Linked DNA regions of Homo sapiens: region 2 is linked to region 1. A link is an interaction called in ENCODE POLR2A ChIA-PET data of the cell type or tissue named here. Cell type or tissue: MCF 10A. All regions are shown on one strand. Links, peaks and the distances in the headings refer to the core of each region. The heading gives the core; the rest is flanking DNA.

Region 1 (5,385 bases), core at 132-5,131:
GTTGTTCTTAAGCTTTTTTTTTTTTTTTGAGACGGAGTTTCGCTCTTGTTGCCCAGGCTGGAGTGCAATGGCGCGATCTCGGCTCACAGCAACCTCCGCCTCCCGGGTTCAAGCCATTCTCCTGCCTCAGCCTCCGGAGTAGCTGGGATTACAGGCATGCGCCACCACGCCGGCTAATTTTGTATTTTTAGTAGAGATGGGGTTTCTCCATGTTGGTCAGGCTGGTCTCGAACACCGGACCTCAGGTGATCTGCCTGCCTCGGCCTCCCAAAGTGCTGGGATTACAGGCGTGAGCCACCACACCCGGCCAAGCTTTTTTTTTTCTTTTTAATGCTTTTCGATAATCTAATTCATTTTAATATAATTTCAGGGGGATTCATGGAATACTCAAAGCATACCACAGACTCCAAATTAAGAAGTCCTGAACTAGGGACTCAGCCACTGAATCACTCTGCCATGTTAACTGTGCTTTTTCTTTTTGAGACAGGGTCTTGCTCTGTTGTCCAGGCTGGGGTGCATTGGTATGATCATGGCTCACTGCTGCTTAGACCTACCTGGGCTTTGGTGATCCTCCCACCTCAGCCTCCTGAGTAGCTGGTGGGACTATAGGTGCTCATCACCATGCCTGGTTAATTTTTTTGTGTTTTTTTTGTTTTTTTTTGTTTTGTTTTGAGACAGAATCTTGCTCTGTCACCCAGGTTGGAATGTAGTGGTGTGATCTTGGCTCACTGCAACCTCCACCTCCCGGGTTCAAGCGATTCTCCTGCCTCAGCCTCCCGAGTAGCTGGGACTACAGGTGCCCGCCACTAAGCCTGGCTAATTTTTTTGTATTTTTAGTAGAGACGGGGTTTCACCATATTGGCCAGGCTGGTCTTGAACTCCTGACCTTGTGATCCACCTGCCTCTGCCTCCCAAAGTGCAGGGATTACAGGCGTGAGCCACTGCACTCTGCCCATGCCTGGTCAATTTTTAAATTTCTTTTTTAGACATGGGGTCTCATAGTGTTGACCAGGCTGGTTTCAGACTCCTAACTGTGCCCATTTTTCCCATGGGAAAAAGCTCTGTTAGGCACTGGTCCTCTGGAGCAGAATGTCCATGGGGTGTTTCCATAGTGGAGGGTGGGCTGTGCACTTACACCCCACAACTGGGAACCCGGGTCTATATCGCAGCTTCACTTTGGGCAGAATGGCATCTTATTCTTCACCTGCTCTAAGAATCACAAGAAATAACCTGGTAGTTCAACGTACATTTTCTGAAATATCTTATGCCTACCTAGGCCACTATATCTAAATAGCTGAAATACCAGAGTTTAAAAGGAGGGTAACAATGAGTCATTGAAGCCTGTTTTGTTTTGAGTACTTTGGACTGCAAAATAATCCTCCTGAGTTGTATCTTACAAAGACCATTTAGGGGCCAGGAAGGAACTAGAGTATATCGCAAAGGTATGAGATTACCTTTAAAAAGAGAGAGCGATATGGGGCACAGAGCTGAATATGGTTTCCAAAATATTTCCCATTTGATTAAAACAAAGAAAAAACTTGTGACCTCCAAATATTAAATGTTATAATAATCTTTTAAGACCATGACTTGGGCCAGGCACCGTGGCTCACGCCTGTAATCCCAGCACTTTGGGAAGCCGAGGCGGGCGGATCACAAGGTCAGGAGATCAAGACCATCCTGGCTAACACGGTGAAACCCCGTCTCCACTAAAAATACAAAAAATTAGCCCGATATGGTGGTGGGCGCCTGTAGTCCCAGCTACTCGGGAGGCTGAGGCAAGAGAATGGCGTGAACCCGGAAGGCGGAGCTTGCAGTGAGCCGAGATCGCGCCACTGCACTCCAGCCTGGGCGACAGAGTGAGACTCCGTCTCAAACAAACAAACAAACAAACAAAACCATGACTTAATCCTCAAAGCTTCTAATATCGATTATTAGTAGAGAAAAAAGAATGCAGACCTTGACTATTTGCCTTAGTTTCTTGATCCACCTCAAGAACATAGCTTAAATAGAATGAAAAACAAAATAAAACAAAACAAAAAACTTGAACCACCATCGTTCTCCAAGGCTGGCCTGTGCTTACCTCCCCCTGCTGGCTGATGATAGGGACTGCATACTGAAGTTTCACATCACAGAAGAGGCATTCCAAGAATACATTCGCCACCCCGATGAGGTTGTGATTTTCTTGGGCTTCATAGAAAGGGTCACCTCGTTTTCCGTAGAGTCTCTTTGCCTGAGAAGTAGGAGGGGCCAGTGAGTGGACGAATAAGAAACATAACATCAATTTAAATAATATTATTTAAAACTAGCATTTGAAAAAAAATTTAAAGAATCTATCCATTTAAACAGCAAGTAAAATTATAATGTCACATAAATAAAAACTAAATTAGCTGGGCGTGGTGGCGCACGCCTGTGGTCCCACCTACTCAGGAGGCTGGGGCACGAGAATCGCTTGAACCCAGGAGACAGAGGTTTCAGTGAGCTGAGATTACACCACTCCAGCCTGAGTGACAGAGCGAGACTCTGTCTCCATTAAAAAAAAAAAAAAAAAAAAAAAAAAAAAAAAAAGAATTAGCCCATGGGAGGGGCCTGTTTGCTGGGGAGCTAACTAATGCCTGTGCAGAAGATTCCTCTTCAGTTCCTGCCTTGTCTTCCTTATCTACCTCACTTGCAGCTTTTTCATTTCATCCCCTTTGTTTTGCCTCATCTCCTTTGCCAAGTCTTCTTTTCCACTGCTAATGTCCAAAAAATGGATTATGCAAGCTTAAATTACTCTTAGTAATCTACCTGGCCACGATCACAGCTAGGGGTGCGTGAACACACATTAATGAATGCGAAATCCACACTGGCTCCAGTCAAGCTGATTTTTCACAGCACCGATAAAATGGCATAAATTTACTTCATTCTACTTCTTTTCACTTGAAATGTAGTAAACATGAAGCCAAATAAGAATCTACTATATGTTTTCTTCATTTAGTTCCCAACTGTGTGGGGATCATGTGTTGTATTACTGATCCAACTTAGCGCTTCTTTCAAAATCACTTGTACTTTATTTTCCTAATATAATATCTAACGTATCATGAGCACATCTCCGTGTGTGTGTGTGTGTGTGTGTGTGTGTGTGTGTGTGTTGCTAAATCGCTTATATTCTCTGTTTTTAACATAACAAAATCTCCATTACATTTTGTCTCTTTTACCTCAGGAACTTTTTCCTTCCATTCTTGGTAAAGGTCTCTCATGTCAATTAATTTATTCTCCAGCTTCTCAATGGTCCACACTTGGGTGCTCTTTCCTTTCCTCCTCACTTGGATAGCTGGTTCACTCACTATTGCACCTCTCTGCATAAGGAAGAAAAACAAAACAAACCCTGTTATAACTCCTTTTTCGATTGCTAAAGCAATATATATACAACAGTAACACAGTAAGTTTGCAAAACACATAAATGCATACAAAAGAAGATAAAATTCTACCACCTACGAGGATAGTCTGGTTTATTTTCTACCTTCTATGTACACTCATGCACACTTTTTAATTTTTATCACGATCAAGACCAAACAAAAGTATAACTTCATACCCCAATCCTCTCTCCAGTTTTGATATTGTGATCATTTTTCTTGTATTGTTAAATATTCTTCATAAGCACGATTTTTTTTTTTTTTTGAGATAGGATCTTGCTCTATCATCCAAGCTGCAGTGAAGTGGTATGATCTTAGTGCACTGCAGCCTTGACCTCCTGGGCTCCAGGAATCCTCCCACCTCAGCCTCCCAAGTAGCTGGGACTATAGGCACATGACACCATGACTGACTATTTTTTATTTTATTTTTTGTATTTTTTTGTATAGATGGGGTTTTGTTATGTTGCCCGGGCTGGTCTCGAACTCCTGTACTCAAGCGATCTGCCCACCTTGGCCTGCCAAAGTGCTAGGATTACAGGCGTGAGCCACCAGGCCCAGCCATAACCATGATTTTTTAATGGCAACACAGCAGTGTCCTTAGCATTTGGATGTACTATACATTTGAGTAATTATTCTATTGTTTGACATCATGTCTGTTTCAAGGTTTTGCTATTATAAAGTCCACTATAAGCATCCTTGTGTATAAATCTCTATGGACACTTCTATGACTATGGGCTTAGAATAAATTTCCCAAAGGGGAACTACTAGGTCAAAAGACTAAAACCCAGTAAGACTGATAAGATACTCCCTGACTCATTTTCTAGCTTGCTTGCTGGAAGAAAAAGTGAATGGATGAAAAACAATTTTCTTACTTTTTTTAAATTTAGTTTTTCTTTTTTTCTGAGTCATAGAAAAACAATTTTCTGGCTGGGCACGGTGGCTCATGCCTGTAATCCCAGCACTTTGGGAGGCCAAGGTGGGTGGATCACCTGAGGTCAGGAGTTCGAGACCAGCCTCACTAACATGGTGAAACCCTGCCTCTACTAAAAATACAAAATTAGCTTGGTGTGGTGGCGCATGCCTGTAATCCCAGCCACTTGGGAGGCTGAGGCAAGAGAATCACTTGAACCCGGGAGGCGGAGGTTGTAGTGAGCCAAGATCATGTCATTGCACTCCAGCCTGGGCAAAGAGCGAAACTCTGTCTCAAAAAACAACAACTGTTGCAGGAAGTCAGGGACCCCAAACGGAGGGACCGGCTGGAACCGTAGCAGAGGAAGATGAATTGTGAAGATTTCATGGACGTTTATCAGTTCCCAAATAATACTTTTATAATTTCTTATGCCTGTCTTTACTTTTATCTCTTAATCCTATTATCTTTGTAAGCTGAAGATGTACGTCATCTCAGGACCACTGTGATAACTGTGTTAACTATACAAATTGATTATAAAATGTGTGTTTGAACAATATGAAATCAGTGCACCTTGAAAAATAACAGAATAACAGTGATTTTTAGGGAACAAGGGAAGACAACCATAAGGTCTGACTGCCTGCAGGGTTGGACAAAAAGAGCCATATTTTTCTTCTTGCAGAGAGCCTATAAACAGACATGCAAGTAGGAGATATATTGCTAAATTCTTGTCCTAGCAAGAAATATTAATATTAATACCCTGGGAAAGGAATGCATTGTGGGGGGAGGTCTATAAACGGCCGCTCTGGGAATGTCTTACCTGGTTGAGATAAGCACTGAGATACGCCCTGGTCTCCTGCAGTACCCTCAAGCTTACTAGGGTGGGGAAAAACTCCACCCTGGTAAGTTTGTGGTCAGACCGGTTCTCTGCTCTCGAACCCTGTTTTCTGTTATTTAAGATGTTTATCAAGACAATATGTGCACCACTGAACATAGACCCTTATCAGTGGTTCTCCTTTTGCCTCTGTCCTGTTCCCTCAGAAGCATGTGATCTTTGCTAGACTGGTATTAGTAGTTCTGCTTTTT
Region 2 (5,385 bases), core at 104-5,103, 1.5 Mb after region 1:
TGTTGTAAGTTGCATTTCATTCGTTTTCTGTCATTGGCAATTATTGAACACTTTCTCTATACCAGATTACTCTTTTTTTTCCTTTCTTTTCCCACTGAGCTCCAAGTTTCCCTTTTTAGTATTTCCCTGTCTTCCTCCTTATCTCTGGTGATAACCTTATCCCTGTTATAACTGACTTCATTGGTTGCCTGCCAACAGCTACTCCCTATCTTCGTTAAAGAAACAAAATTTTGTTCACATATACCCACATTTTTTTTTCTCTACAGCCATATTTTTGAGGAAAGGACAGCCCCAGCCCCAACAGATTTTGGTTTGTCTAAATTAATTCTGGTCACTTCATTTTCTTTTCAATGATGTGTTTAGGAAGGACTCGGCTGTGGCTAATGAGATATGAAGGTAAAACTACTGAAAAAGCTCCACAGAAAGATTTCTTAGCTCTTAAAATGAAACTCCAAAGGAAAATATGTGGAGTATTTTTTTTTCACCATATCTTGACTTTACATGAAAATATAAGTAAGAATGCGATGGATGCCAGAAGCTGTGGCAACCATCTTGTGACCATGAGGAAATTAGCACATCTAGGGATACCAGATAAACACAGCAGATACGAGAGATGGGAAGAACTTGGATCCTCTATATTTTTGAACAACTAAATTGCCTGACACTGAGCCACCCTACCCGGGATTATGTGTTATATAAGACAATACAATGTTCTTATTATTTAAGTCTTTTGTTTAGATTTCATTTTACTTGTTGCTAAGTCCATTTCATAATATAGTAGTGACCTGGTTAAGTGAAAAGATTTTAAAGTGAGACAAACCAGTATTTAAGGGCTTGCTCTTCCACTTAATATCCGTTATTTAGGCCGGGCGTGATGGTTCACGCCTGTAATCCCAGCACTTTGGGAGGCCAAGGCGGGTGGATCACAAAGTCAGGAGATCGAGACCATCCTGGCTAACAAGGTGAAACCTCGTCTCTACTAAAAATACCAAAAAAAATTAGCCGGATGTGGTGGCGGGCGCCTGTAGTCGCAGCTACTCGGGAGGTTGAGGCAGGAGAATGGCGTGAACCTGGGAGGCAGAGCTTGCAGTGAGCCGAGATCGTGCCACTGCACTCCAGCCTAGGCAACAGAGAGAGATTCCTTCTCAAAAAAATAAAAAATAAAAAAACAATATATATATATAATCTGTTATTATTCATCAAATCTAAAAATGCATAATATAACACATAGGATTCATTAAAAGAAAGTTAGTTCATAATTAAACAGTGGCTCTGGGTAATAGCAAAAATTAACAAGGTAAAAAGGATATTTAGAAGGAACATCAGAGACAATATCAAAAGGCATAAAGCATGCAACTGTGATCTAGACTTATTTTATGTCCAGAATTTATCTTCCCAGAGCATTGAGTCAGAACTAATGAACTTCTAAAAGCTCTGAATATGTCTAGATTTGAAACACAGAAAATTATTAATTGAAAGAAGATTTTATTGGGCATCTTTCAACACATTGTCATGCCCTGTAGGTTATGCAAGAATGAAGACATCTAAGCAAAAGTGAAGTTTGAGAAAATAAAGAAAATATAAAATATTTCATCTAAGTATATATATTTATGTATACTTTAACTTAAGTATATATAAATCATGCATTCTTAATTCTGCAGTAGACTTGCCTTCAGGATACAATCTGATTGAAAGTGCCTTGAAGGCAAATCGTTGGTCTAGGAATAGTAGAGGAGGAAGGCCACTTATAAGAGTGAATTAGACAGGGTAAATATCTTCAAGAATAATTCAGGGGTGTCCAATCTTCTGGCTTCCCTGGGTGACATAGGAAGAAGAAGAGTTGTCTTGGGCCACATGTAAAATATACTAACACTAACGATGGCTGATGAGCTAAAAAAAAAAAAAAAAAAGAAAGTCACAAAGCAATCTCATAATGTTTGAACAAAGTTTACAAATTTGTGTGTTGGGCCACATTCAAAGCGATCCTGGGCCACATGCAGCCCACGGGCCACAGGTTGGACAAGCTTGGAATAATTGATGGGTCATACAGCTTATCCAAAAATGAAGGAGTGGAAAAGAAACGCAGTAGGAAAAGGGATTCATTTGTTCAACAAATACTGAATGATCACTACATGCTAGGCAGTATGACGGGTGCTTGGAACACGTGTCTTTTCTCAGAGCTTTCAGTCAAGTTTACCATTCAACCACTCATACATACCACCCACACATGTCTGATATTAACTTCCAAGGTAAAGTATTAAAAATGAAAATACTAATTATATTTCAAAATTGCTTAAAATATTTATATTGGTTATATCCCAAGAGCAATTTAATAGATGGATGTATTTTGTCTTACTTTTAAAGAAAAATGTATTGTTATTGGAGAATCTCTACTAGCAGTTGCTGAAAAAGAACCTGGTTCTGGGATATTCCAGAGAGCTCTGGCTGAGTGACATTCTCTGCTGATTTACAAAGTGGCATCAGATCATCTTTCCCACACCTGGAGCAGCTCAGCCAACAGCAGCTTGCAGGTGTCACTCAAGTCTGGCTAAAGGCTGGCTCCAGCAAGTCTAGCCAGGACCTGGCTTAGAGATTCCCTGTCCTGGAAGGGCCTACCTCCCGTGAGTGTGGGCCCCTCCCACCATGAGTACATGTATGTGGGTGGTTGGGAGTATGTACACTCCCCCTTGTATCCCTCCATCCGTCCATTTCAGCGTCTAAATAGTATCAAGCCCTTAAAATAACATTAAGACACGTTCCAGCTTGCCCTGCCAGTCAAAGGAAAAAGGAGAAAAAAAAAAAAAATTGAAACCCTGCATTTCAGAACCCCAAGGGCTTTTTGATTTGTTAGGTTTAGCGGTTTAGAGGATTAAAAAGGCAGAAATATTAGGAAGAAAAAAGAAAAAAGAAAGAGCCAGCATATTAATTGAAGCAAATCTAATGAGATGCTGGGCTACAGGGAAAAAAAAAATGGTTCTACTACCTGAGCAAATCTTATTTATTATTCTTGCTTTGCAATTAAAAATTTTAAAAACTAATAATAATTTCCTAGACATTTTTCTTTTTCTTGCTATGCTAGTCACATTTCCCAAATCCTTTATCAACGCTGCTCTGCATATGAATGGGCTGTAATTGAACTGTCACATTCATGAAGGTCAGTAACCTTTCATTAGGAAGAATGTGCCTTTCTTGATAAATTGTAAAGTCCCAGAGGATTTGAAAGCATATTCAAAAAAAAAAAAACTCTGTCTACTATACCTTGATGAACAAAATGCAGATTTTTCTCTGTTATTTTGTGCATGAGGCAAGAGAGCGATTGCTTGTGTTTTTATTTAACATGCTTTTTGTGTGGGGTTTTTTGTTGTTGTTATTGTTTGGGTTTTGGGGGGTTTTTTGAGCCAAGGGAGGGGAATTCTCTCCACAGCCCACCAACCTTGGCTTTTTGTGTTTTTTGTTTTGTTTTGTTTTGTTTTTGTCAGCAGCACGACGCAAAATTGTCTAATGGAAGCTTTTCCTGAGTCTTTAAGCAAAATGAAAAACTTAAATTTCCTTTCTTAAAAAAATAACACCATTCTCTCTGCTGTTTTAAAAAGTAGAAATTATGAATGCTATTCTTTCCCCTTGTAGTACACTTCAGCACTTGCTATGGAAAAGACCAAAGTCATTATGTGGAGATAAAGACCTACCTGAGTGATGCATATTCTGCTAACCCCACCCTATGATTTAGGCAGTGATTAACACGGACAAGCACTCAGCATCCCCACTTTTGTGTTGAAGATGGCTGACCCCAGAGTGATCCAGGCCCTGCCAGGGATGTCTGCTTGTGCTTCTGCGTAATTTGACTTGAGACCCCTCTGGGGATTTTCAACCAAAGCTTTAGGCTCACTCAACCAGCACTAACTCCCAGCTCCCCTTTAGTTCAACCAGTCTTTCGTCCCAAACTACAAGTTATGTGTAGCTTTTAATGTATGCTTGTATTTTAAATGGAAGCTATCTGCCAATTTTGAAAACAGTTTCTTTATTCAATTTTATCAACTTTAAATTGGATTCAAAAGATTGTTCTGGCATTATTGAGATTGAAATGCACATAAACTACTTAACAGGAAATCTGAAAGATATTAGTGCAAAGACTAAAATAAAAAGACATGAGGAACACAATGTACCACGGTTTCTGCCATAATGATAGGCTCCATGCTTATTTGATACATTTAGGGCGTCAATTCCTTAAGAACTTTCTCACTGCCCAAACATGTAATACATAATCTGTACATGAAAAATTTAAATTTCTTATGAAACAAACAGAAAATAGAAGGATTTTAGCAGAGAAATTCTTTTTACAAAGAATGTGGTCTTCATTTGTAGGTCTATGTGGTTGCATGGTGGGAATAGCAAAGAACTTTCTATCAAAAAAACTAGTAATTCCCTACAGTATTAGGTAGGTTCCAACTAAGAAAACAAAACCTATACCAGATAATTCAAAAGAAAAAAAATGTAATGGTGGGAAATGTTTTTTGAAGATATGAAAAGAGCTGAGAGAGCAAACAGGGAAGGTAACAACTGCAGAAAGTGGCTACCACTTTTAGGGCTACAGGGACATTGAGAAGAGGTGGTGTTACTGGGGCCTCAATGATGACTGCAGCTGCCAATACCTGTGCATTGGGATGTTGCAGCTAAGATGTACAAGTACAGCTATGAAACATGATTTCAAGGAAATCAAACTAATGATTCAACCAAGTACATTAGAATTGGCCTCCAAACAGCTCAATTGGTAGAAGCTGGAACTATGGTAAGCCTGCCTGGAGGGAGCTGGCAATTTGAAGAAAAGAACTGGCTAGTGGGAGCTAAAGCCACTGACGAGACACAGCAGAGACCTTGCTAGGCAGAAAGAAACAGGGAAATCATCTAATGTCTCCTTCCCTCTGGTGCCAGTCTCCCACTAGAGCCTCCCCTTGTTACCTGGAAGCAAGCTGGTAAGAAAGCCTGGAAAAGGTTGATGTAGGTTCAAACCCTAGTAGGATAGGGATAAGGGCATGGAATGCATTTCAGAGCTAAGAGGGATGGTCTGCAGTACCATTGGCTTTTTTGTATACATTCTCACAATGGGTAGTCTAGGGCAAACACTATTGTAGGGTCCTATGAATAGGATATATAGGCAGGAAAATAACAGCATTAAATCATGGCAATAAAATAGACAATAAGTTCTTAAATTCATCCTAATAGCCAACAAAACAACTCCTGAGCAATTTCTCAAGAAGTAAAGGAAAAAGAATCTTCATAAAGAAAACCCATTTTGCCAGCGAAATGGCCAAACCTAACCATTTTCAATGTTTTGACTAGGTGGAACTTACAAAAAACTATAGTCCCTGTTATGAATCTCACCAGGGC

The links. ChIA-PET counts read pairs that join two places held together with the same protein. Peaks named below come from ENCODE experiments on the same cell type or tissue, not always from the same donor. Only the 100,000 strongest peaks of a DNase experiment are listed, where the experiment ranks them.
Region 2: POLR2A ChIA-PET joins it to region 1 with 5 read pairs; 1 of 35 experiments calls an interaction of 5 or more read pairs at or near these places.

What each region holds. Positions count from the first base shown.
Region 1 is chr6:17,802,281-17,807,665 of GRCh38, forward strand. KIF13A (kinesin family member 13A) reads right to left here. Exons shown (of 39, transcript NM_022113.6): 19 at 3,195-3,335; 20 at 2,081-2,230. Among named protein-coding and RNA genes, the nearest start is that of NUP153-AS1, 98 kb to the left of the region's middle. In MCF 10A, for the core only: a CTCF peak has its summit at 2,106 (motif pointing left); a DNase peak (open chromatin) is centred at 2,091.
Region 2 is chr6:19,295,491-19,300,875 of GRCh38, forward strand. No RefSeq gene overlaps it. Among named protein-coding and RNA genes, the nearest start is that of TRQ-CTG1-1, 460 kb to the left of the region's middle. In MCF 10A, for the core only: no CTCF peak of the experiment used is centred there; a DNase peak (open chromatin) is centred at 2,651.